2 separate regions of the Homo sapiens genome follow, and region 1 is linked to region 2. The links are chromatin loops, found by intact Hi-C in ENCODE. Cell type or tissue: Calu3. All regions are shown on one strand. Links, peaks and the distances in the headings refer to the core of each region. The heading gives the core; the rest is flanking DNA.

Region 1 (11,119 bases), core at 1,721-9,720, 53 kb after region 2:
CTTTTTAGAGACACAGGGTTCAAGCGTTCAGGAAAAAAACTTGAGTGTTTAGTTTCATGAACCCTATTAGCCTTTTGCATTGTAATCAGAGCTTGACCAAGACTTAAAGGCTATGTATTCAGTGCCAGCCTCTCTAAGGCTTAGTTTCTTCAACTGTAAAAGGATGCTACATCATAAAGTTGGTGTGAGATTCAGGCTAAAAAATGTATTGAAAGCATTTTGTATTATCCTGGTAAATAAGAATCATCACTCAAATATAAATACTTATTATTATTAATAGTATCATATCAGTAGCAGTAATGACAGAATCATGGGGACACAAAACTACAGATCAAACTCAAATCGCTCAAGAAAAATATTGACTGCCTATCACATGTTAGACACCACCTTAGACATTGTACAGGGCATTGGAGGATATCAATTAGGAAGAGTGAAGCATGATTCCTGCCCTTAAAGAACTATCTAGTTAAAATAATACATAGCAACTATATTTAACAGAAGACAATTACGTATAAAATGAATAATAAAGGCAATCAAATAGGGGGTTTAGAGGAGACAGAGTTCATAGAAGGGAATAGTAACAGCATTCATTAGCTGACAAAAATGCAGAACTAGATATGTATATGTGTGTATAAATGAAAGAGATGATTTCTTTAATATTTTATCTACAACATCTCACATTCATACATAAAGATAAATAGTAAACTGTCAGAAAACGCAGCCATTTTACCACTATCTAAATATTCAGTAACTTCAGAAAATCAATTTATATTTGATGAGCTGAAAAAAGCCGATCATAAAAAGAGTTAGTACAAGCAAGAATCTGAATAGCCTCAGAAGCCCAAGGTCAAGTATTAGATTACAATTTGCTTCTGGGAAATAGCTTATATCAATAAGCTATGGGAGAGGTGGAGATCATTTTAAACAAAAGTAACAATTGAGCTATAATTGTATAATCAATAGCCTCTTTTAGCAGATGCGTGGATAGTGCCCAGAGCAGTGAACTGACAAAGAGGAGTTCAGGTACACAAAGAATGAAAGAATTATTTGCTAAAAATCATCTTGATGATCTTATCAAGTAGATGCTAATGAATTGTTAAGATAACATTCATTATTATCACCAGTTTTTATTAATGTGTGTAATTTTACTATTTTTTATAACATATGTTTTTTATAATTACATTAGATATAATAGACTGAGTTTCAAGGCATCAACATAAATTTATACTCAGGATCTTCACACTTCTTCTCCCATTCCCTTTTGTGTTGATATTATCTCAAATTGGTAATACTTGAAGTTAAAGACCATAAGAGATTATATAGAATTTAATTTTATTCCTTTTGATCTGTTTATACATTTGTTAACAAATATTTTAGGAACTAGGGACACTTCTTATGAATATAACATAAGAAGATAAATCAATGTATATAATAAATCACAAATTACATATTATATCAGAATTGTTAGGCAATAGAAAGTGCTTTGAGAAAAGTGAAGCAGAATAATACATGGGTAGACATTCTTTTTAAAATGCTCTAAGGCAGGAGTCTGTGGCCTCTTAGGAACCAGGCTGCAGAGCAGGAGGTGAGTGGCTGTCAAGCAAGCATTACTGCCTGAGCTCTGCCTCCTGTCAGATCAGTGGTGGCATTAGATTTTCACAGGAGCACAAACCCTATTGTGAACTCTGCATGCAAGGGATCTAAGATGCACGCTCCTTATGAGAGTCAAATGCCTGATGCTCTGAGGTAGAACAATTCCATCCTGAAATCCCTCCTCAACTCACTGCTGTCCATACGTGGAAAAATTGTCTTCCATGAAACTGGTCCCTGGTGCCAAAATGGTTGGGTACCACTGCTCTAAGGAATTTCTAATTCAAGCAGAGACTTCAGTGAAATGATAGGTTGAATCATGCAAGATAAGCCTAGGGGAAGATAGTGGAATAGCAAGTGCAAAGGCCCTGGTGCTGAAGTGCATTTGGGTTATTTTATGAACAATAAGAAGGCCACTATGCCTTGAGAAGTTGTGTGAGGCAGCTAGTGATCAAAGTTGACAGCATATATGTCCTTGAAAGAATTTTATTCCGAGTATAATGGGGCTTTACTAGATGCTTTAGAGTAGAAGAATTGCAGTAAATAATATGGTTTTCTAAAAGATCACTCTGGTTGCTGAATGGAGAATGGACAATGTGTCATGAGTGGGAGCACCAAGGTAAATTAGGAGAACATTACTACAGTCAAGATAAGTCATGATGGTGATCACCTTCAGGATTAAATTAGAAAAATACTCACGCCTTTAAGGAAGATAGTGAGAAAGAGTATCTCACCTCAGTCTTCTCTAAGAATTCACAAAAACAAGCCCAACCTCACATGAATGAGGGGCAGGAAGTCATATTCTCTGTGACAGAATATTATCTAAACATGACTGCAACAATATCTCCCATCCCACATGTTCTTCTGAGCACTTCCACATCAAGAGGTCAAGTTTAGGCCGGGCGCTGTGGCTCACGCCTGCAATCCCAGCACTTTGGGAGGCCAAGGCGGGTGGATCACCAGGTGAGGAGATCGAGACCATCCTGGCTAACATGGTGAAACCCCATCTCTACTAAAAATACAAAAAATTAGCTGGGCGTGGTGGCAGGCACCTGTAGTCCCAGCTACTCAGGAGGCTGAGGCAGGAGAATGGCCTGAACCCGGGAGGCAGAGCTTGCAGTGAGCCGAGATCAGCCACTGCACTCCAGCTTGGGCGACAGAGCAAGACTCCGTCTGAAAAAAAAAAAAAAAAAGAGGTCAAGTCTAGTTCTCTGACCCATTGAATCTGAGCAGGCCCTGTAACTATGTTAGCCAATAGGATTACCAGTGGTGAAGTTATTCCAGTCCTGGATATCACCATTGATTGGCCTGGAAGCTTCTGCTTCCTATCTTTTGGAAGTCTATTGCCATTAAAGAAGAGCAACTGCTCTGAGACCATCATTGTGAGAAGCAAAAAAACACATGGAGAGGTCCTAGAGTCTTGTGGAAATTTAAAAAAAAAAAAAAAATCTTGGATGTTGTTTCTCCAGCTTTAGCTGCCCTAGGTGACACCATGGGAATCAGAGGCCAACTACCCATATAAACCCTTCCTGAATTTCTGACCCACAAAATGATGAGCAAAATATATATGTTTTAAGTTACTAGGTTTTGTGGTCATTTTAATGTAGTAATAGATGGCTGGAACATGATATGTATGCCCTTCCCCTCCCCACAAAAAGGATGTCAAAAATTAATTTAAAGAAGTCCCGAGTTGGTAGCACTGGGAAACTGCCACTGTTAAAAGCAGAACCAAATGAACCAAACGATAGTCAGCCAAAATGTAAGACTGCACAAGTAGACCTACAATATTTTCAGCTACTAAAAGTATGGGTTACAGAATATATATTCTTCCACAAAAGATTCCAGAGCCAGAATGATTTTCTCAAGATTTCTTCAAACTTACAGAAGAGTTAATTCTCATATTAGCAAACCTGCTCTAGAACATTTTAATGGTATTTAATTACAAATCTGACAAAAAGAGTGCAAAAAATAAAACCATGTAACAAGAGTATAAAATAGGTTGTTTCAATTTGTGCAGAAACTCTAACTTTTGATGGTTACTGCCTGACTGATGTATTGACAATGTTTCCAAAACTTCATCTTGGTAAACATCTGCAATGTCTTTTTAAAATGTAAGAGTAACAAAATTTTCAAGACATATAATAAAGGGTTAATATCCTTAATATATTGAGACCTCTTTCAAACCAATAATTGAAACTCTAACACCTCCATGGAAAGTGAAAAAGTGTGCAAAAATAAGCAATAAAATCTAAAGAGGCAGAAAAATAAATGATAAATTAGCACAAGAAATATTTAACTTCTCTAGTAATAAAAGAAATAAAAATTAAATCAGCCATCAAGCCCTATATTAGCCTAGCAGATAAACAAACAAACAAGAAAAAAAATCACTCCTCATCAGTACTGCTGAGTGATTAGTGAGACAGCGATAATCTGGTGCCATAGACATTGCTTCCTTAGAGAGTTTCTCTCATAAAAGGATGGCTCTTACCAAATCAGGGTCCCCTTCAAAACAAAGAAAAGTCCTCCACAACCTCATCCTTATACAAAATGAAATTAATTTCATGTGACTTCAATCAATATTTTAGTCTATAATGGGTAAAGATTTAATTATTATCTGAGTCATTTGCCAGTACTTCAGATAATTGATGTTGCTTTTCCTAAATTCATTTTAAAAAAGAATTTTTTAAAATATGTATTTCTTTATCATAATTAGCATAGATTACAGGGTCCGGGGAGTAATTTCACAAAATAAAGTCCAGTGATGTCCTGGATCCCACCCAGACCTATTCAAGCCTGGGAACCTGAATTTCTAACAAACTCCCAGTAGTTGCTGATACATACAAGTTTGAGAGTTACCTTCCCAGGGGATGAAAACAGAAAAATTTAATCCATGACTGGCATACATCAGAAGTCATAGACATGACTCAAGAACATACATCTGTAAAGCAGCAAGCACATGAAGTAAGGTGTTGCCACTTATAAAGTCCCCGGGGAAATCAGCCTTGGAGCCCAGAGGATGGCCTCCAAGAATGGACCTTATGTTTAACCTTGGCAGCTGACTTCCCAGATAGCTCTAAGCACTGAGGCTAAAGTGGGGGCAGTCAGACAATGCCAGAGGTAGCGGTAGTCACCAGCCAAATCTGGTAAGGATGGTAGGAGACCAGATGTGCCATCCCCTATAGGCAATTCATTCATGGCTGTCCCTTTAGGTAGGCACGAAGCCACTTTGGCTTCAGCCTTTTGCCTTATTCTCTCAAAAGTCACATGCAATCAATTTTCTGAACTGCTTATTGCCACATCTTCCTGCTGTTCTCTGTGACCATGAATTGCATGTGTAAAGGATGAGGACGTATTCAAACTCTATGGCACAAAAGAAAGAATCAATTCAGACTTGTATTTTTAAAAGCTGTACGTAAGAATCCTTTTTCTTGAAGATGTAGACAGGTGAATGCGGAATATGATATCTGACATGATTGTAGGACACTGGCTGTAATAAAGTATAACTGAGTATCTGTCAACTTGGCTGTGGCTTGTTTGTTCACACTTCAGGCCAGTTTCATGAACAGGAATAATAGAAGTGTATTTTTCCATTTGCAGAGCTGTAAAAAGGAAACGACATTTTTATTTGTTATCTGAATAGTTTTCTATTGTTTCTTAGCTTCTTTAGAAGCCAGTTTTAAAAAAATTTTCTGAGAACTTTAATACATTTTCTTAAGTAATACATTATCTTTTATCTACATTTCCAGTTTTTCAGTATACCAAAAGGACTTGCAAAATCACTTCGGTATTTCTGCTAAAAGCCTAAATGTAAACAAAGAGTAAATACAAATGCCAGGAATCTGTTAAAATTCTACAAATGTGTCCACTACCCACTATGCTTTGCTTGAATTGGGTTCTTTGTGTCCCTGTTTCCCCCAACCTTGGCCAAGAGCATTTTGTCTCTCACTAGTGCCCTGATGATGATGATACAATGGTGTGCATTCATTGCAGTGGCATGTACAGAGCTGTAGTTCAAGATCTCTTCATTGTTTCCTTGGGATAACCATTCCAAGGAATGAGTTTGTTTGCCCTTAAGGATGGACATCACAGAATTTTGACTCTCTCAATAGCTAAAAACTCTTTAGTCCAAGAGATGTTTTAATGTAACTATTTTCTTATTTATAGGCTAGAAATGCTGCATGCCAATACCAGACATTTTGAGTAGCACATTATCGTTGCCCCTCCCCAAGATATTCATAGCTTTGGAATTTTTGGCTGGTATTTCCATGTATTATAATTGTTTTAAAGAAAAAAAATTGAATTTAGAATCTGTATAGAATGATAAAGTAATTCCAAATAGCAGTTGTATCCATATTCATCACCAATCATCAAATGGGACTGATTATAAATGTACTGGGAGACTATCAGAAAGGCACTGTTGATTTACTTTACATAGATAAACAAGCCACATAAAAAATGAAAGCACAATGCTTTCTGAATTGTAAGCGATTAAACATTAATGACTGTAAAGCTTAGTCAAACACTGAAAGTCTTAAAGTCTTCCACAGTACATCATGTTGAGTGTCAATGGATAAAACAGAATGCCAATATTAGTTGGAATGTTCTTGAAAAGAGTTAAGCTTTGTCAATAGCTATAAATGTACATATGCCAATATCTAAAAATCTATCAATCTCTACATGCTGTTTGTAGAAGCTTGATTACTCTGACCGTACCAAAAATATTCTGGCACTAGCTGGCATTGAAAATAAACAAATCTGAAAGTGATTTTATATTCACTTATAAGCATTCGTTTTCTTTTGTGCCACGTGTGTGGATTTTGGTATTGATATAGTGAAGTAATTATTATCTACACTAAAGGAAGGTAGAGAATGAATAAATCAAATTTTTTTTTCAATTACCACATTCATTTGGCTGTAGATGTATTTTGGTGACTATATTTAAATATTCATTTATCCAGCTAACATTAATTTTAGCTTGATGTAAGAGAATGCTCTTAATGTGACATCTAAGACCTGGGTCTAATTTTTGCTCTACTGTTGATTAAGTCATATGACCTTGTAAAAGTTCATTTAACCTGTTTCGGACAGTAATTGTTGCTTTAAAGTAGGATATCTTTGTCAATTACATAGTTATTTGAAGGATCCAAGGAGGCAGCAAATGCAAACACACTTAATGGACTGTGTTATATCTATGCAAGATATTGTTGAGAAGCTCCACATAAAGCCCTAAGAAGCTTGCAGATGAGAAATACAAATAAAGGATAAGTTTACATGCACAGGGCTGAAAGTACAATGACTTGAGCAACTGACACCAGAATTCTTCTGAGGCACAGGGTTATATTTCTCCAGGAAAATGCATTGATAGGTGTTCTAAGTTTGAGGGTCAGCAGGAAAAGGGCATGGAAGGAAGAGGAAGCTGTTTTGTATCATAGATAAGATGAACACGCAACTGCAGGTGGAGGAAATCTTTGAGGGAGGGAAAGAGGAGCAGAGATTCAAGAAAAGGTTCAAGATAAAAAATTATAAGATGACAAGCCTACCTCTCCATTACCTTCAGTTAGTCTGTGGAATATTTTCAATTTGCCTAAAGCTATATGTGTGTGGATCTTTGTGGAAACCAGTGAAAGAAATAAATTTTAAGCTCAGTTTGGCTCAGGGTGAAAGAGATATCACAAGCAGCTGTCAGAGCAGGCAAAGATAGAGGAGGCAGTACTCAGTATCTTATCAAAACAAAAACCCTCAGAAATCCATGAAAGTTGGATTAATTTGACCAGTCATAGGCTCTGGAACTTAGAGTTCTAGTCAAATCTACCAAGATGGCAGAGGAAGCAGGAGGCTTCAGCTGGGCCAGCTACATGCATAATTAAATCTAACACATGGTAAGTAAGAAAAAAATGCATTGAGAGAAATTCACAATACTATATGATATTAAAGCAGGGAAGAATCACTTCCAGCTGAAGCTATTAGGGATATTTCAAAGAGGCGGGGTGTATTAGTCTGTTCTTGCATTACTATAAATACCTGAGACTGGGAAATTTATAAAGAAAAGAGGTTTTATTGACTCATGGTTCTGCAGGCTGTACAGAAAGCATGATGCTGGAATCTGCTTGGTTTCTGAAGAAGCCTCGGGAAACTAAATGATGGCAAAAGGTGAAGGGGAAGCAGGCACATCTTACATGGCAAGAGCAGGAGCAAGAGAGAGTGAGTGGGGAGGTGCTACATACTTTTAAACAACCAGATCTCATGAGAACTCTATCAAGAGAACAGCCCCAAGGGGATAGTGCTAAACAGTCATGAAAGATTCACCCCCATGATCCAATCACCTTCCACCAGATCCCACCTCCAGCACTGGGGATTACAATTTGACATGAGATTTGGTGGGACACAGATCCAAACCATATCAAAGGGGATTTGAGATGTTTTCATTGTGTTTCAATTTGCAATTTGTTGCCTTTTGTTTGCTTGTTTTTATCTATTGTAAACTTTTTTTTTTTAGATGGAGTCTTGCTCTGTCGCCCAGGCTGGAGTGCAGTGGTGCAGTCTTGGTTCACTGCAAACTCTGCCTCCCAGGTTCAAGCAATTCTCCTGCCTCAGCCTCCCAAGTAGCTAGGATTACAGGCATATGCCACTACACACAGGTAATTTTTGTATTTTTAGTAGAGATGGGGTTTCACCATGTTGGCCAGGCTGGTCTTGAACTCCTGACCTCAGGTGATCCACCCACCTCGGCCTCCCAAAATGCTGGGATTACAGGTGTGAGCCACCATGCCTGGCCTATCTATTGTAAATTTTTAACATAAGACAGATATTTTTACCTGTGGATGCTCTTTAAAGGGGATGCTTTAAGCCCAATATGCATTGGAGAACAGGACAGCAAGCCCTGTCACTGGAGTGCAAGCTCTGTGAGGGAAGGCACGTATTTCACTCATTTTATCGCCTTTTTGTTGTTTTGTCTTACTGTATGAGCAGAATTTTAAAAGATAAAGACATTCCAGAGAATGTATTCCGCTTCAAATGAATATCCAAATTTCACTGTGGGAACTTGAAATTCACTCAGAAGTTCCATCTAATTTTTTTCTTTAGGCAGAACATCTTTATTCATTCTTTTATTCAATAAGCCAAAAGGATTTTGCTTTGGTCCCACTGTGTCTAAAATATAGTGCTAGATATTGAGCTTATTAAAATGAGTGAAATATGTCCCTTCCCTCACAGAGCTTGCACTCCAGTGACAAGGCTTTCTCTCTGTACCCCAATGAATATTGGGCTTAAAATATCCCTTTTAAACAGCATCCAGAGCTAAGAATATCCGTCTTATGTTAAAAGTTTACAATAGATAACAAAGGTTTTTATTTAATGCCACTCATCATTACTGACAAATATTTTTTGAGCATTTAGAAAGGATCACCTTTCAAAGGTAATATGATTTTATACTATTTTGTCACTGTTAATAAAACACAATTTGAAACAAAACATCACAAGTCTCATTTAAGTCATTAAGAAAATACTTTGGAATGAAATTGCTGAGACATAAAAGTTTACACAGAGGATAATTATAATTTCAATTCCTTGGTTAATATACCTATAGTACAATACTATAAACTACAAACTCAAAAATGTAGTATTTTTATAGTTATATATTTCTCATGGTAAATAAGGAAACTGACATTCTAATTTTTTTTGTTAAGGAGTCCCTGTCTTTCAGAAATATTTGGTCAAATTCATTGTCTCTTAATCTCTTTTGGATCATGGAATTCTGAAACACAAAATACAGTTGTGGGTCCCCGTCTATAGAATAGTGCACATACAGATTTACACACAACATTTTTATACAGATTAGAAATTTTTTTTTGTTTTTTTTGACGGAGTTCCCCTCTTGTTGCCCAGGCTGGAGTACAATGGCGTGATCACGGCTCACTGCAACCTCCTCCTCGTGGATTGAAGCAATTCTCCTGCCTCAGCCTCCCGAATAGCTAGGATTACAGGCATGCACCACCACGCCCGGCTAATTTTGTATTTTTAGTAGAGACGGGGTTTCTCCATGTTGGCCAGGCTGGTCTCGAACTCCCAACTTCAGGTGATCTGCCCACCTCGGCCTCCCAAAGCACTGAGATTACAGGCGTGAGCCACCACACCTGGCCAATTAGAGGATTTTTAAACTGCTATTCTGGTTAATACAGGAGACAATCAAGTTCACTAACGATTACAGAAAAAATACAGTAAATGCTATTACTTGCAAGACTGCGATATTTAGAAGACTTGGGATATACTACACACACTTCAAGATCTTAGGCCACTTTATAATAACCATAAAGGTAGGATTTGAAAATGTCCTTTTTTAAAAAGCCAATGAAGAAAAAAGAAAGAGAATTCTGTCATACTTAAGGGCAAGGATCATCTTTTTCATTTTAATATCCCTGTGTCCAAAAGCAATCCCCAGCATAGATATAGGTGCAAAGTGACCTTCACTGAAAAAAAGCAAAGGTCCAGGATAAGCCACCAACTAAATATTCATGTCCATGGTTCTTTGCCTGCTGCTAAATGGTTCTTATAATACTTCTAAGGTAAAGACTCTCCATTGGATCCATTCCCTTGCATTCTCAACCGCCACTGGCTGGGCCTGAGTAGTCTTCATATTGCTACTGTTGGTTTGGCTCAACCCTGAGGTCATGAGACCATGCTCTCTTTTGTCTTAAGACAAAATGTTAGAGCTTAAGTATTGCTGTAAAATGAAATAATATCCTTGGCACTGCGTTTAAAATAACAACCTGCCTAAAGGCAAAATTCTCTTCCTCCCATCACGCACTGAATGTTTATTTCACATTCAGCACTTGTTTGGTGCATGTTGCATCCCCAGACACTGAGAGAACTGTGAGAATGTAATGAGTACAGAATCTTCGAGAGAGGCAATGCAGGAAAGATCTAAATGCTGTGGATTTCAAGAAAATTTGACCCAAAAGCCCAATCATTAAATATACACTATTTTGACAGCGAAGCTGGGAAAGGTGAGCTGAATTATGCATTTTGATATCTTAAAGGTAGTCTTCACATCATTAAACCGTTTTTATTTAAAGAAAGTCATTCTTATAAACAGGAGGGATTTGCCTTTTCAGACGTATTATTTTGAATATGTCAGAACAATCTATATCATATTAGTCAGAAAATTTAAAAATATATACATTTTACTGGTATATTAAGAGTAATTGTTGGCAAAATACCCTGAATTATTTAAACTCTTATGGTAATTTAGTATTAAAAGTCTTTGGCCTTAAATGTGTGTTAAAGAAAAATCTCAAAAGTACAAAACATATGGTGTAATATCTTAGTTATTTTACCTTAAAGTGAATTGAAGAAATGTTTACATAGAATTTTTCACTTTGCAACAACATGGGAAAGCAAAAGTCCTGTGGAAAGCTGTCCAGATGCCCAACCACCATCACAACAACAAATTTATTTCCCAATAAAAGAATATCATGTATAGTAAGATATATAATAGCAGTTTGGGATTGTTGTGAATAATTACTGGAAGTTA
Region 2 (11,119 bases), core at 1,984-9,983:
AAATGCTGTTCAATTGAAATGAATAGAAGTGCTGGGTCTAAGGGCATGAAGAACTATTGTTTTTAGAGGCCAAGGTGCATAAGATGTATATCTAAAATATTCCTGAGCTTCAGTCATCTGAGTGTGGTAAGTCAAATGAAGTTTGAGGACACTTCTTTGTACCACTGAGTCTTAAGGAAATATTTCTTAAAAATTTCCCGAGGACTATGCTAACATTCTAACTTGTTTAATAAATAGAACTTTGTGGACTTCACAACTCTGCCACTTCATTAACATGTTTTGCATGTAAATTTCTAATTGGTTTCTTTATACTCACTTTTAAGATGAATACATTCTTCTGTGTTAACATTTTATATAAAATCATGGTCTAGACTTGTACATGTACTGCTAAAATTAAATCATCAATAATCACTATCTAAAATGAATTACATTCTAAAAGCTCTGGCTAATGATTTATCTCTTCTTCATGGAACCGATCTCTATCAGATTGATTTATGTAGCAACCAATCATGTTTCAGTAAACTGCAGCATGCACATGCATCTTAAATGATGATAAGCTGTGACTGTCCATTTATTTGTATAACACTAGCAACAACACAAAAAAGAAAGAAAAGAAGGAAAAAGAAAGTCCCCACCTCTTACAAAAGCATCACAGGATGACCAAATCCTCTAAGAAATGATAATGGCCAATTCTATATCAAATTTCAGAATTACTGATATAGTATCATGCATATGCAAAAACAGTCACAAAAATGGTGAACATTAAAATGGTGACATTTGATACAGAGAATTCTTTGCCTTTGCATGTTTACATTATTTGCTTTGATAGCAAGGTACCTTTTTGCACATTAACATTATTTGCTTTGATAGTCAATGCTTTTGTTAGTTGTTGAAGTGATTGACAACCTCATGCTGTTCTATTTAATTGCCTTTTCTGCAATGCAAGGTTCTGTGTTTAGAAGATGCTGTTTCATAAATAAATCCAAAGTGTGTGTGTGTGTATGTGTGTGCCTGTGTGTGAACTACAGAGGTTTCATTTCTCAAGCTAATTCTGTAACTATTCAGCAACAGCTGTCGCCATATTTATCTGTATTTACACTGGAGTTCATTCTCATCTTTCATGTTTTTTGCCTTTTCCGTATTTAAGGAAACTCACGGATGTCCTTAAGTGAATGAACACCTTTTTACGAAGCTATTCATGTTTGAGGAAAGAGTAGAGATATTGGACATATCATGTTTTAGCAAAATGTGTAGAAGGTTTAAATTTTCAAGACCTAAACAATTATTTCCCACAAGACTACTCCTAAGATTTAAAACCCCTCAACATTTTGCATTGTGCCTAAATTTACTTTATATCTTTTGCATTTGTTCTCTAAATTAATAGTAAAGTAGCATCTTTTTCTAGTTAACAAATATAATACAGAAACACTTCTGCTAAAGGGTTTGCCACATGATTTTTAAAACTCTCTCATTGAGAGTTTGGTCAACATTATTGAGTTAGACAATATATGTAATTCAATATTGTTAAAATCTTTAACAAATTTTTATTATTTAACCTAAAAATGAAGTTCAAATAATTCTTAAAAGTAAGTTATAATTAAGACATCTTATTATAGTTGTATTCAGGACATGTTTCAAGACAGTTATTACGCTTTTTTGAAAATGTGGTCAACTCTTGGTTTTTTGTTATAAAGCTAGATGATTTTTAACACATTGGATAACAAATTCTGTAGGATTCTACAGCTCAACATGCATGGAATAAATGCTATGGTAACTTGTTCCTCATCCTTTGCTGTGAGCATAAGTTTAAAAAAACAATGAATTCAGTGGTAGAGAAATTAATTTCAGACTGATGTTTCTAACTAGTCTGAGAAATAAAAGTTGGATCACTTGTGATTATCCAATTGCTAAATGAGGCAGAGTGATTTTTTTAAATGCTGAAATATAAATCCTGACAGTGCCACTCAGTCACTGTTAATTGTATAAATCTCTTAACGATTTTTTGTTTGCTTTGAGATAGTGTCTCCATCTGTCACCCAGGCAGGAGTGCAGTGGCGCAATCTCAGCTCACTGCAACCTCTGCCTGCTGGGTTTAAGCAATTCTCTTGTGCCTCAGCCTCCTGAATAGCTGGGACTACAGGTGTGCACCACCATACCTGGCTAATTTTTGTATTTTTAGTAGAGACGGGGTTTCGCCATGTTGATCAAGCTGATCTTGAAATCCTGACCTCACACAATCTGCCCACCTCAGCCTCCCGAAGTGCTAGGATTACAGGCATGAGCCACCGCATTCGGCCAACCATTCTGAGTTCACTTTTTTCATCTGTAAAATAAAAATAAATAGTAACTACTTTATAGGAAACAACCAACACTGGATTATGTGGAGGGAAGGGAGCCAGGAGAATAAATGCCCAGCCCTCACTCTCCACTTTCTGTATCTCACCTCACAATGGACAAATCCAACCCCAGTCTGGAAGGCAGGAGACCATGGATACAGTTCCCAGGGAGTCTCCAGAGCAGAGAGCAGGATGCAGAATGGTGAAGAGTGGATTCTGAGACATAAATGGAAAATGCTAGAATAGACATGAAAAAAAAAAGGAATAAGGCCATAAGACAAAGAGCCCAGAAAGATCTCATTTCTATAATAAAGTTGGAGAAAAATATAGAGGAGATAACACATAGGTGGAACATTGAAGAACAGAGCCAACCATGCAAAGACACAGGCAGAGAAAATTCTAAGCTGAAAGAAGAGTATTGGCAATGGCCCTATGGCAAGAAGTAGCTCATTGTATTATGTGATTTGAAGGAAGACTCATGTGACTTCACAAGTCAAAGTAAGAAATGTAGACTTAATTGGGTATGCAATGTGTTTTAAGCAGAGGAGTGCCATTTAGAATGACCCTTCTGGAAGCTGTGTAAAGAATGACTTGAACCAGAAAAATGGGGAGAAAATAAAGAAAATAAAAAGAAGAAAAGAACAATTTTTAAAAATCCAAACATGTAATCAAATAGATATCACAAGGCAAAACCAAATGATTAAACACCAAATGAATCACATAGACCACAAAGCTCGTAAGTGTTCAGAGACAGAACAGTGCCTTTCAACTTGAGTTGGTAATAAAGGTTTTATGGAAGCTTGGCTTTAAACTGAAATTTAAAGGCTGATGTAGAATGGTAACAAGTGGAGGAAAAGGGAGAGCCAATTCCAGAATAAGAAGAAATGGAAGTTGGATAGTTACAGGAATATTTGGGGAAGAATGAAAGAAGCTTTTTTTCTGGAAAGGAGTAAAGGGGAGGCCCAGGAAGGGAGGGAGAATAACATTTGCTGGCCATTAGTGACTTAATTTTCTGCTCTTCTCTGATAAAGTTATAATTCATAAGCAGTGTATTAGTCTGTTCTTATACTGCTATGAAGACATGTACCTAAGACTGGGTAATTTAAAAAGAAAACAGGTTTAATTGACTCACAGTTCCACATGGCTGGGGAGGCCTCAAGAAACTTACAATCACGGTGGAAGGAGAAGCAAGTACGTCTTACATGGCGGCAGGTGAGACAGAGAGAGAGAGAGAGAACATGCAGGAAAAACTACCACTTATAAAACCATCAGATCTCGTAAGAATTCACTCACTATCATGAGAACAGCATAGGGGAAACCTCCCCCATAATACAATCACTTCTCTCTATGGACATGTGGGGATTACAATTTGAGATGAGATTTGGGTGCAACACAGAGCCAAACTCTATCAACCAGGTAGGTATTTCAATGAGTTTTGTGAGATTTTCAGGTACTATGTACACTAGGGAGATACTTCGGGATTTGCCCCCTCAAATTACATCACATAACCAAGCTATCAACTGCTGACCCACTTGTGGAAATCTGGTTCTGACTAAAATTCTCCAAAGTTCAGAAATACCTGAATTAAAATGTGATTGCAGCAAGGCTTGCCAAGCCAGTGATAACAGTATTACTTGTGTTATCTGCTGTTTTAGAGTGTTCATATCATTGTTTCCTTGGTGAAGATAATTGAGAAAAAACTATGTATTTATTTGTTCTCACTAGTTTTTTAAACTAAGAAATCTGATACTATTAATAATTGAAAATGAGTTGTCATTTTACTGGCCTACAAAACACTGGACAAAGTAGAGATTGCAGTTATATAAATTTTGACGAATATAGTTTTAGTATTAAAAGATAAATATTAAAAATTATTTTTGAGACATTAAAGCCTCAACTTCATTGTTATACTGTGCATGTATATTTTATGTTGAATGGTATGTTTGTTTTTCCTGTAAATGGCATAGAATTTTCAAAATTGGGGTATTTTTCTTCCAGAATGCATTTATTTCTCCCCTGAAGTTTAATGTAAGGAATGTAATTAGCAATATACTTAGTTCTACAAATAATTTTTTTAAAACTGTTATATTCCATATCAACATTAAGCAATCAAAATGAATATTATGTATTCATGTATGAATTGAAGACTCAGAGAATTTAAGACATTTGCTCAAGGTCACATAACAAATAAAGGACACAACTGAAGCTTGAATTGAAAAACAATGGGAGAAAATCATTTTCTCATATCCCTTGTTTGCAATACTTTGAACCTCCCTCTGAGGGCATCAGAGTCATTAATAAACTCACAGTAATCTCAATTTCCTTGTAAGGAAGGTAAAAAATTGTACATATGTTTGTATTTCACAACAAGGCTAGTAATGACCGAGTGAAATTCAGATAAAGAGAGTAAACCGGACTTTTACCAAGAGTCGTGCTGCAAAGTGGCTTCACTTACTACACTCAAAGCACTTCTTATAGTTCATAATGCTATTGTCTCTGTGATTGTTTGATTCATGCCTTTTTCAATAGACTGTAAGAAAATGAACAATTGAACATTAGTATTCCAAATTAATTCATCCTTGAAATGCTTTTGGCTCTCTTTCTACATCAATCTGAAACCCACACTTTCATCAAGCCTATAGTATATTTCCACCAGCTCTATGTACACTTCCTGATTATAGAACCCATTCTTTATCCCCCTTTGTTTATCACACTCCATCTTACTTTTGCAGATTGTCTTTTCCCTAATGAGTGCAGTTTTCATGGAAAAAACCCAGGTTTCTGTCTTACCCGTAAGAAAATCAGGGGTTCCTGCATCTCTTTCTTTTCCAAAACTCTCCTCTCACCTTGCTTTACCTTCACGTGAGCTTGGCTAATTGAAGCCTCTTTACTGGGGCTTTAAATCTTGAGCAGGAAAATACAAGAACAGAATACAAGAACAAGCACAGAAGAAAAGACTAAAAGCAATCATTTTAAAGGACCACATCAGAAGCCTATATACAAATTCAATCAATATCTGTTGAATTAATTTTGAATTCAAGGACTACATAAGAAAATAATCATCAAATAAGGAAACTGTTCATTGAGTTAGATTTTCCTAATAAGATCTGAAAACATCAAAATGCGGACAATTCATTAACCACAATATCTTCTATAAAATGAAGTCTCATTCATGTTGAAATTCTGCAATTTTTTGCTAAACACTGGACTGAAGACTTTTATCTCATTGTTAAAGTCCATTAATAAGGCCAATAGAAGAGAGAGGAATGTGGAATTAATAGGCAAAAGAAAGTGAAGTAATAAAATGAAGTCCGTCATGGCCCATGGCCTTTTCTGCAATATTTTAGTACATTCCTTTGATAAGCAAATACCAAGATCGCATTGCATTCATAACATACTAGGAATTTGCACAAGTAGAGGTTGATTTCATTTCTTATGATTCAAAAATTCTAAATGATTCTCAGTGCTTGCAAACATCATAGTTGCTGGTATTTGAAAATTTCACTGTGTTGTCAATAATTTTTAAAAATAAAAAATTATATCAAATGCAGAAAACAGTCCATAGGGGTGTAAATAAGCCATAGAAGTAATGGCAATACTGCCTGCTTATATAGAACTTTACTGTTTAAAAGCACTTTAACAATTGTGGTTCAAATAATTTACATTATATGAAAGGAATTACTATGGAGGAATTAATAGGTTTAAATACCACTCACACATACAATATATAGAGACATAATATTTCATTTAAAAATTCAGTTTATTAGAAAACATATATATATTTATATATATATTTATTTTTTTCAATGACTTTGCCATAAGAACATATATTATTTCTCCCAAAGTAAGTAAATGTTGGCTTTTCACACACAAAAGATGATAAGGATAATGTTGAAATATTATTTCTCACAGCAATGTTTAAAGCATTTGTATTATGTAAATAATTCATGTATTTTTTTCTTGTTAATACCAATTTGTATAACTATGTATGAGGAATGTTAAGAAATGCCTCATCAGGAGGAGATGAAAGGCTGGCAAAACTTGAAAAATTGAAAGCTAAACAGAAGTGATGGTTATAGTCCTCCTTTCACATTAGAAACTATAAAATTTTCCTGTTTTGTCCCATTTCTCAGTTGGAACATACTCTCACGGAGGAAACACAGATAGATGAAAAATTAACTTCTTTTCTTCTTTAAGAAAACATAAGCAGAATCACTTTTGATTTCTTTAAGTAGTTCAATAAACAATGAGTACTATTTTAAAACTACAGGCATTCCATGGGAATTTCTCTAGAAAGAAATAACTTATATTGAATGTCATTTTATGAGTTGAGTTTATGGAAAGCTATAATCTTTCTGCAATACAGAGTGTAATATAAACTAACTCATGCATGTTTCTTTTTATCTTGGGTATATACAGGAGGCCCAAATTATATGTCAGAAATGACCTAATGTGATTTCTTTTTTCTGAGAGGAACAAGGGAATATTAAAATTGCAGGTATTTGCCAAGAGTTTGCTTAATTTATAAATGATCTGCTTGACTCTGGGTGCACTGGGATATCTTAGTTTTGTCCTAATAGGTTTTTCAGATCATCTTCTGGAATGAGAGGGTTCTACACCAGAGACAGAAAGAGTATTGGGGCAGGGAGAGAAAGGACAAAGGACAGCAAGTAGGAGGTTCCTCAAACGATGTTCTCTTCAAGAATTGGAAATCTTTCATTGATATCTTTGGGAGAACCAAGCCCAAAAATAAGGAAATAAAACATTAAAGGAATAATAACATCCCCAAGACCTTCTAAAGTTAGGGAAGAGATCATGGGAAATGGTGAAGGGCTAGCCACATGTACACTTCCCTATAGTCCAGGCCCAAATGTCCTAAAAATATGTTGAGGTGTCTTAAGGATTGGTAACTTCAATATGAGTTATATTTGCTTTTAGTGTTTATTTCCAGGTAGTCCTTAACAGTAAAAGCCCAAAACAAAAGGTCCCTACACATTTATTTTGGGGTCATAGAGAAAGAGAGAACCATATTTTTATCATATTATGGAGGTGCATGGGGAGGAACTCTAGAAGATCTAAATGTTTTGGGGATGCTGGAGAAGAAAAAAAAAGTCTAAGTAATCATTGTAATCTTCCAGAAGAAATAATAAAGGGGAGGAAAGTAAAAGCTTCAAAATGAAATTATATTACTTTATTAATAATACTTATTAATATTTGTTTTATTCTACCTCTCTAGAATTTCAGGTTTTGTAATGATTAAGGATATATGGATAAGAAGCCATTTATAACTTCACACTAGAATAGTATTTTGCTTTTGTACTGTACGTATTTGTATATGTCACCTTATTTAATATTTATATTAGTGCACTACATTTTATGAGTCAGAAAAATGAGGCTTACAACTACTACTTGATAGACCCATTAATTGGAGAAGCAAAGACTAGAACCTGAGTTTCTAACTGTCCACTTTTCCTTGAATGGTATAAATGTGTTTGTTTTTACTTTTTCTTCTTCATATCAGCATGAGTAGAGAAGAACAGAAATGATTCCAAAAGCAATGCTAAATCTAAAATCTTTTTTAAAGTGTGTATTACAGGATAGATGTTTAAACATGCCTTATTGAGATGGGCTTGTATTTGTCCAATCTAACAACTAAATCCTTTAAAAAAGTGTAGACATTTGTTTTGGCTTTCTTGAAATGGAGGAGACAATATATATGTAGTGCTTCATCCTGAAAATGTTATGAAAACTCATAATTCTTCTCTCTCTCCAGTGCCCCATATACAGGACAGATGTCAAGATATCTCTCTCACTCTTCCTCTGTTCCTTTCTCCTTCATTTTTTGCTGTCTTCTTTATTCCCTCCTTCTAGACAATTGCTGCTCATATTCTACCCCTCCAAAAGCCCTACTTCACCTCTGTGTGACCCCCTCTGCTTCTCCTGTCTTCAGGAATTACACTCGAATATTCTACTGTGACCTCCCTTAGCTTTGGAAGCAGATTTCCAGAATTCTAGTGGATAAAATTCCCCATCGTCATCATATATTTACCACTAAAATTTCTTTCCAATTTTTCTTTAGAATCCTCAAGTCATTTATTTTAAGAGTGTAGTACATCCTTCTTTCCAGAAGTGGCTATTTGATTCATAACTGTCAAATCAGGCCTTTCCTCTGGGATATAGATGATTGGTCCAGGATGGTTGATTGATACAAGAGTAGCGAATCCAAGCTGGTAGAATCAGCTTCTCTTTCTCAGAAACTTGAAACTTATAATCTAGAGACACAGACTGAGATTTGCCAGGGCTCAACATGAGCAGAGATGCAATAAGAGTAGTCACAAACTCCTGCTTCTGAGCTCCCCAGAGCTTCCTTCCCTTGCAGGACTTTGGTTCAGCTCATGCTTGGATACAGTAAAATCCTTAGTGTTATTCCAGTAAATCCTCTAGCCAGAGTCAGTTCTTGCTACCATACAAAACTATTTTCCAAAATTATCTAGATCAGTAGATGATTGATTAATCTAAAAATCATTAATTTCAAGTGGGAAGCCGTACAAGTGCTGAACACTTCAAACCTTTTATTTTTATTTGAAATAAGAAAATGTATACATAGTTTCAAATTAACTTTATATATTCTAATTAAATTTTCCATAGTTATTCTTGTGTAAACCACAGTCAAAATACAATAATTGTGATTTCCAGTTTAAATTTCTTCAAAGTGAAATGGGAATTTTAAGCTAATTATAAAGCAATGTGGGTAAAGAAACCTTCCAAATTTTAAGGATTATTTCCAGATTTATCATTGTTTTACCTACACCCCGATTCCTGAGCATTTTTCAATGATGTGCCATTACCAAATTTTCCCAAATACTCATTTAGTTTTAATACCTATGACAACTCTTTTTCACAATGATAATTCATAAGGAAATAGATATTAAATTAAATTACATAATTATTCATTCTTAAGCATTCAGCTCACTGGTAGGAGAAACAGTGCATCAGCATATTAGAGAATAACAACCTAATTCTTGCATTTAGCATGTTGGTGGCATTAGTGCATTTTATAAGGGAAATAGAGGGTACCTATCAATCTAGAGATTTGGTTATGTGGAGGCAGATTAAATGAGTATCCACTGGACTTAACCAAAAGAGGCCTAGTTAATATAAGTAGGACATTCAATACCAGGTCAAAAGAAGAATTTTAAGTAGATTAAAATATTGCTTATTTAGCCTTTTTCACAATTTCAAATATGCTAATAGTTTGATATTAAAGAGATAGCACTGCTCATTGAAATAAATCGAAAGCTCACATTTGGATTTAACATTTAGAATTATCCAAGCTGAACCCATCTTTCCTGACAGAACAATTACATTTGTTAACCACCAAGCAATGACATACTTCAACCACTTCACTGACTCAGATAGGAAAAAGAACTTTGTGAAATATAGTAAATTCTCTGGAAAAACACATAGTCCTGAATTTCATAATCAATGATGGCACTTTCTAACACTCATTAATTATCATGGCTGAAAATAGCTTTAATTAGTAAATGATCATTAGAAATTACAAAATGATCCTAGCACTTTGGGAGGGCAAGGTGGGCAGATCACGAGGTCAGGAGTTCAAGACCAGCCTGACCAAAATGGTGAAACCCCATCTCTACTAAAAATACAAAAGTTAGCTGGTCATGGTGGCATGTGCCTGTAATCCCAGCTACTCGGGAGGCTGAGGCAGGAGAATTGATTGAATCCAGGGAGGCGGAGGTTGCAGTGAGCCAAGATCATGCCATTGCACTCCAGCCTAGGCGACAAAGCAAAACTCTGTCTTGGAAAAAAAAAAAAATTACAAAATGAGATTTTTAATTAAAAAAATATATAATTGAAACCAATATTAGTAGAGACTGTGGTTATCAGTGGTATTATGTTTCTGAGTTAAATTTAGTATGACCCTTACTTTGATATCAAAATGGCACTAGAAAGTGAAGTTTTTGTTGACTGTGCTATAAGATATGACGAAGAGCATGGAAATGCCACTTGAAACTTCATCGAGTGATCTTCCATATCATTAGGGTGTGAGTTTCTAAAGCTCAATGACCATCAATACATATTGATTAATCTCCAGAAAGAGAAGAATCAATCCGTGACTATGGTTTGTTTGTGAGGTTTACAAGGTGTTGTTCTTCAAAAATCTAAAGGAAATATATATTATCTGCATTCATCAGAGGAGTAGCATATATTCAGAATACCAATAGGCAATTCAGAGCTAATTAGATCCTTTCAAAAGATGCACTGATGCACAAGGTTCAAACTCCTAACTCCTGGAAAATGGAATCACCCCCAAATTCTTGACTAGATCCAGCCTTGCAGTGAATAGCACTTCCAGAGTCACATTCCAGTTCAGGATATCTTGTGTTCATTTTGTCAGTAACAACTGTGTATAACCTCAAATGACAAGAAGGGGTCAGCAGTACTGAGTTCCTACTCTGCAAGCCAACTGGTATCAAAGCCAAGCCCATCGCCACCAAGGACTGCTGAACTAAGAGTGTGAGGAGGACTGACAGAGACAGATGTTAAAGAAACAGTAGGAAGGGGAGCGAGCTAAAGCTGTTGATCACAAGCGATAGGGATGCTGTGAGACACCACCAGAGGCAACAAGGAAAAGCTGTCATTTTCTGGATAGCAACAGGAGTGCGTGCTGTCATGTAGCAATCAGAAATGGGGTGGCTCACACTATAGAAATAATGTCACACTGCCCAAGAGTGAACACACAGTAGGATTGCTAACAGCAA

Evidence for each region. Hi-C counts contacts between places; a loop is a spot of excess contacts. Peaks named below come from ENCODE experiments on the same cell type or tissue, not always from the same donor. Only the 100,000 strongest peaks of a DNase experiment are listed, where the experiment ranks them.
Region 1: a loop joins it to region 2, with 4 times the contacts of the local background. A loop is called at or near these places in 2 of 110 quality-filtered maps.

Annotation. Positions count from the first base shown.
Region 1 is chr5:92,964,579-92,975,697 of GRCh38, forward strand. No RefSeq gene overlaps it. Among named protein-coding and RNA genes, the nearest start is that of LINC02058, 30 kb to the left of the region's middle. In Calu3, for the core only: no CTCF peak of the experiment used is centred there; a DNase peak (open chromatin) is centred at 5,513.
Region 2 is chr5:92,911,563-92,922,681 of GRCh38, forward strand. LINC02058 (long intergenic non-protein coding RNA 2058) reads right to left here. Exons shown (of 3, transcript XR_001742811.3): 2 at 2,444-2,573; 3 at 554-2,323. Among named protein-coding and RNA genes, the nearest start is that of LINC02058, 23 kb to the right of the region's middle. In Calu3, for the core only: no CTCF peak of the experiment used is centred there; no DNase peak of the experiment used is centred there.